2 separate regions of the Homo sapiens genome follow, and region 2 is linked to region 1. A link is an interaction called in ENCODE POLR2A ChIA-PET data of the cell type or tissue named here. Cell type or tissue: PC-3. All regions are shown on one strand. Links, peaks and the distances in the headings refer to the core of each region. The heading gives the core; the rest is flanking DNA. Region 1 overlaps PPFIBP1 (PPFIB scaffold protein 1). Region 2 overlaps BMAL2 (basic helix-loop-helix ARNT like 2).

The links. Peaks named below come from ENCODE experiments on the same cell type or tissue, not always from the same donor. Only the 100,000 strongest peaks of a DNase experiment are listed, where the experiment ranks them.
Region 2: POLR2A ChIA-PET joins it to region 1 with 12 read pairs; 4 of 35 experiments call an interaction of 5 or more read pairs at or near these places.

The regions. Positions count from the first base shown.
Region 1 is chr12:27,645,267-27,648,184 of GRCh38, reverse strand. It overlaps PPFIBP1 (PPFIB scaffold protein 1), which reads right to left. Exons shown (of 30, transcript NM_003622.4): 5 at 2,037-2,123; 6 at 343-456. Among named protein-coding and RNA genes, the nearest start is that of REP15, 50 kb to the left of the region's middle. In PC-3, for the core only: no CTCF peak of the experiment used is centred there; no DNase peak of the experiment used is centred there.
Region 2 is chr12:27,337,586-27,340,503 of GRCh38, reverse strand. All of the region lies in intron 1 of BMAL2 (basic helix-loop-helix ARNT like 2), which reads right to left. Among named protein-coding and RNA genes, the nearest start is that of BMAL2, 6.2 kb to the right of the region's middle. In PC-3, for the core only: no CTCF peak of the experiment used is centred there; no DNase peak of the experiment used is centred there; H3K4me3 peaks cover 416 bases; H3K27ac peaks cover 1,317 bases.

The sequences.
Region 1 (2,918 bases), core at 92-2,591:
TACCCATTTTTAAACTGGATTATTAGATTTTTTACTATTATATTTTTTCTTAATTATAAAACACATGCTATGGGTGAGAGGAAACCATCTGAATGCAAAAAAAGAAAATTAAAATAAGCCACAATCCTATTGACATTTTGTTCCAGATTCTAATTACATAAACACTTTATATTGTGTGCATGTGTTTTGAGACTCTACTACTCTCAATTTTTTTTTTTTAATGTGCTGGTCTAAATGAATCAAGAAACTTACTGCTGCATCAGAGCAAACACAACATAGAAATGCAGCATCTCACATAGTTCAGCAGGGAAATCCCATCTTGGTTCTGGCCTCTGCACATACCTGCTGCAGCATTTCTTCTGTGGCATTCACCTTCTCTCTGTGCTCTTCAAGACAAAACTCCAAATCTCGAATCTTCTCTCCCTGAGCCTCCACCTGGTCTGTTAACACACTTACCTGTATTTAGAGCAAAATAATGCAATGAGTGAAAAAGAATTTGGGTCCCACTGCATACGTTATTTCTCTAAATGGAACAAAAAAAGGAATGATCCTACCATTCATACGGTTATAAAGAAAAAAAAATCTGAGAAGTACCAAGAAGACAGTGGTCCCTCACATTCCTATTTATATGTTGCTATTTGATTTAAGGAGGCCTATACAATTTGGAGAAAATTCGTGTAGATTAGGAATGTACAATACTTTTTGGTTAAAGCTACTTCAACCATTTATGAAAGACAGCATGTACAGAAGTTATCTTTTTAGGGGGCAGCGTGGAGATAGTATAAGAGAGGAAACAAAGTTAATGTTTGAAATAGAAATTATCAAAAATTTGATACTTCAAGGAGAATAAGAAAAAGAACCTGGCCAGGGGTAGGGGGGAGAGGTAGCATGCACGGTGGCTCACGCCTGTAATCCCAGCACTTTGGGAGGCTGAGGCGGGCAGATCACTTGAAGTCAGGAGTTCAAGACCAGCCTGGCCAACACGGTGAAACCCCATCTCTACTAAAAATACAAAATTAGCTGGCTGTGGGGGCATGTGCCTGTAATCCCAGTTACTCAGGAGGCTGAGGCAGGAGAATCGCTTGGATCCGGGAGGTGGAGGTTGCAGTGAGCCAAGATTGTGCCACTGCACTCCCGTCTCGGCAACAGAGCGAGACTCCGTCCAAAACAAAAACAAAAACAAAACCCAGGGAATTCAAATTCCATGAGCTCTTTGAAGATGACACAGATCATAGATGTGTTCAAAGTCAGGGGGGGCAACTCAATATACCCAAAGGTGCCTGAGGAGCTGTTGGGCTAGTCCTTCAACTCTAGTGCTTACAGCAGATCTTTGAGTTTTTCCTCAATAATCATCACTCAGTAAATATACTTCAATTCATTTTGCTCAATATACCAAAGAAAAATGTTTGTGAAGCATTTAAAACATTATGAAGAAGCAAACTCAAATTTAGCCCACAAGGAGGGTTCTAGTCACTGTTTTGTTTTGTCTCACACAGGGTAACATTTTTAAAATTGAAAAATTAAATATATATATTCTGATTTCAGATTCAGAAATATAAACTTACATATATTCAGATGTTATGCTATATTCATATATCTGAATTTCTGCTATATATTAAAATATACTTAAAAATCAGATCCAGTGAAGCATGGTGCTGCACACCTGTAATCCCAGCTACTTGGGAGGCTGAGGTAGGAGGGTTGCTTGAGCCTAGGAGTTCAAGACTAGCCTGGGCAATGTAACAAGACCCCGCCTCCAAAAAAAAAAAAAAAAAAGAACAGATCAGACAACATTGTGCCCGTATTCAGACTGGTCCTGCAAGAGCTGAGGATGATTAATGGTAGCTCCTTTTAAACTGGGTGTAAACACCATCATTCTGCCCCAATCCTCACCACTCCCTATTGTGTACAGATGGCTTATCAGGCTTATTTCTATTAGCAGTCTGATTGCTGCAAGCAATCTGAATTTGCCACCCCAATTTAAAAGGCTTTGTAAGTATGCTGCAAGGAAAGAACAGTATTTAAAAATCACTTGCCTGAAGAACGAGGGATTCTTTATCATTTTCTAAACGTGCCAGCCTTTCTTGATACACATCTCCGTTCCCTGGTAGGTGTCCATTTGTCTGAAAAAGGAAGTAATATGGGTAAGGCTGATCTTCTCTAAGAATGATATATCGTAGATAAATGAAAATCACAAGTGTTCTTAGTCCAAGGGGCCTGAATTGAATCTGCACAGCTGTCACTGTCAAACAGAAAATACGAGAATGCAATTTGGTTCATTTACCACAAAAGAGGTAAGACAGGCATGTTAAGCATATAGGCATGTTTTGCCAAAGTAAACAATTTCTTATCAAGCAGAAAATAATGACCCACAAGGAACAGTGGATACTGGTATTCTTCACTGAGAGCAGACACACACCCAGGGGCAGGCAAAGCTTTGTGAGTATGTAGGGGGCACCCCGAGTTGTTGAGGTCTGTCTCTCTTCCTCCAAAAGCTTAAACACTCAGGCCACAGTGACTTCCCCTGGTAGCGCAGACTAGCCTCACTTATCTCCATTTTAACACTTTTTGTCCTGATCTTATTAACTTGTGAGTTTGCTTCTTTGTATAACGTTACCTTCTATTCCAGGGCAGAGCCTATAATTCGTTTGGTAACCTCCCCAGCATCTGGCTCAGTGCTCTGTGTATATTGATGCTTACTATTTCTTCCCCTCCCTCCTGCCCCCCACACTTTTTTAAAAAAAAATCATGTTTCAGTATATTTATGCGTGGTATAAATGCCAAAGGAAGTATAGATTGAGAAACGATGTATAGATTGTTTCTTCCTCAGCTGCCTCACATGCAAGTCATGAAAAAGACACACAAAGAGGCTCACAAAGAACAGAAAACCTAAAAGCACCACTTTGAAACGTACGTAG
Region 2 (2,918 bases), core at 304-2,803, 310 kb after region 1:
CAGTAACCAAAAAGCATGGGAGGGGTACAAAAACAGACATATAGACTATTGGAACAGAATAGAGAGCTCAGAAACAAGGCCACACACCTACAACCATGTGATCTTCGACAAAGCTGACAAAAACAAGCAACCAGGAAAGGACTCCCTCCCTATTCAATAAATGGTGCTGGGATAACTGGCTAGCAATATGCAAAAGACTGAAACTGAACCCCTTCCTTATGCCATATACAAAAGCCAACTCAAGATGGATTAAAGACTTAAATGTAAAATCCAAAACCATAAAAACCCAAAAGACAGCCTAGGAAATACCATTCTGGACATAGGAACAGGCAAAGATTTCATTATGCAAGACACCAAAAGCAATTGTGCCAAAAGGAAAAATTGACAAATGGGATCTAATTAAACCAAAGAGCTTCTACACAGCAAAGGAAACTATCAACAGAGTGAACAGACAACCTACAACAGAATGGCAGAAAACTTTTTGCAAATTATGCATCTGACAAAGATCTAATATCCAGCATCTATCAGAAACTTAAATTTACAAGGAAAAAACAAACAACTCCATTAAAACGTGGGCAAAGGACATGAAGAGACACTTTTCAAAAGACATACATGTGGCCAACAAGCATATTAAAAAAAAAGCTCAACATCACTGATTATTAGAGAAGTGCAAATCAAAACCACAATCAGATTACCACCTCATACCAGTCAGAATGGCTATTATGGCGGCGTGCACCTGTAGTTCCAGCTGCTGGGGAGGCTGAGGCAGGAGAATGGCATGAACCCGGGAGGCGGAGCTTGCAGTGAGCAGAGATCGCACCACTGCACTCCAGCCTGGGTGACAGAGCGAGACTCCGTCTCAAAAAAAAAAAAAAGGTCAAAAAGTAAGATACTGGTGAGACTGCAAAGAAAAGGGAATGCTAATACACTGTTGGTGGGAGTGTAAATTAGTTCAACCATTGTGGAAAGCAGTGTGGCAATTCCTCAAAGAGCCAAAAACAGAACTACTATTCAATTCAGCAATCCGATTACTGTGTATATATCCAAAGGAATATAAATTGTTCTATTATAAAGATGCATGCATATTTCATTGCAGCACTATTCACAACAGCAAAGACATGGAATCAACCTAGGTTCCCATAAATGGTAGACTAGAAAAAGAAAATGTGGTAAATATACACCATGGAATATTATGTAGCCATAAAAAGAATGAGATCATGTCCTCTGCAGGAACATCAATGGAACTGGAGGCCATTATCCTTAGCAAACTAACACAGGACCAGAAAACCAAATACCACATGTTCTCACTTATAAGTGGGAGCTAAATGATGAGAACACATGGACATACAGAGGGAACCAACACACACTGAGGCCTATTGGAAGGTGGAAGGTTGGAGAGGGGAGAGGATCAGAAAAAATAACTAATGGGTACTAGGCTTAATACTTGGATGATGAAATAACCTGTACAACAAACCCCTGTGACACGAGTTTACCCATATAACAAACCTGCACATATACCCTTGAACTTAAAATAAAAGTTAAAAAAAAGATAGTAGTAGTTCCCTTTTCAGGAAAGAAAAGATGAAAGAGAGAAGGGGCCCAGATAACTTGGAGTGAAGACTAAGACCTAAGAGACAACCATCTGGCAGGAACCAGGAATCAGTGAGCTTTCCGGCTTTCTTACTGATCAGAAATATGCCATAATTTGCCTTTCAAGGTGACTTAAAAGTTCTGTTGCCTGCCAGGAACCAAAAAGAAGATGCATGTATCTTTCCTTTTGTAGAGCAGGAAACTCACCTATGTGTAAGACAGGCTGCCTGTGTTCACTGTCCATGCCTCATCACAGACCTTGGAGGGGAAGCCCAATAGAAAATGATGAAACTTTTCAGTAGGCCAGTTCTTTCCTTTTCAGTTTTCCTATCCAAAGCCAAAGGATACTAACATCAATTCTTCTGTGCATGTCACTGGTGATTTTCCATTTCCATGCCTACTCTGTTCCCTGGAAGACCCCCTCCCAAACCTTTTTTTTTTTTGGCTGCCTCTCCAAGAGTTGTCTTTCCATCGATACTAAAATTAACCCCTTCTCTGAAAGCCTTCTGTGGTCCCTCTTTCATGAACTAGATATAATTTCTCCCAACTGTGGGGGAGGAGACTAACTCCTAACAGTTAGCCCATATATTGTACCATGTGCCTACCTTATATTACAAATATTTTGGCTGCATTTCTCACCCAGCCTAATAGATTTTGTAAGCTCTTTAACCCCTTCTCCTGCTTTATCCACTTCTGCTTCTCTGTTTGCCTAGTAAATAGTGCGTATTTAATGGGTCCTTTAAGAATGAACTAACCCTTTCCACACCTTAAGCAAACTATTCTTCATTCAAAATCTGCAAGCCTTTATTAAGCACTTAATAGGTGCAAGAAATTGGAGATTATAAAGCTGAGTAAGAACCAATTCTGGCCTCCTGGCAATGTGCAACTTAAGGGTGGAGCTAAGAAACCAAATAACTTGTGGCAGACAGGCACAAGTGTTATCATAGGCACACAAAAAAACTACAGTGTGAAAATAGGAGGGGAGAATAATTTCAATTTGGGTGACGAGGAGATTCTGGGAAGGTTGCATGAGGAAAAGGGGAAAATCATTTGTTGAAGGTCAGAGTTCATTAAACAGTTTGTAATCATTATCTCATTTAATTCCCAAAACAACCTTCCAAGTTAGGTATTTTTACCCCTATTCTACAGATAAGGAAATTGGGGCTCAGAGAAGTTTTAAAATTTGACCAAGTTTACAAAGCTGACAAGTAATGAAACCAGAAATCACAAGCCCAGTGGCCTAGTTCCAAAGCTTATATTGATTTTCCCACACCAGTTCTCCTCCTCCACACATACAAAAAAAGTGACATCTGCGCTCAGCCTTCAAG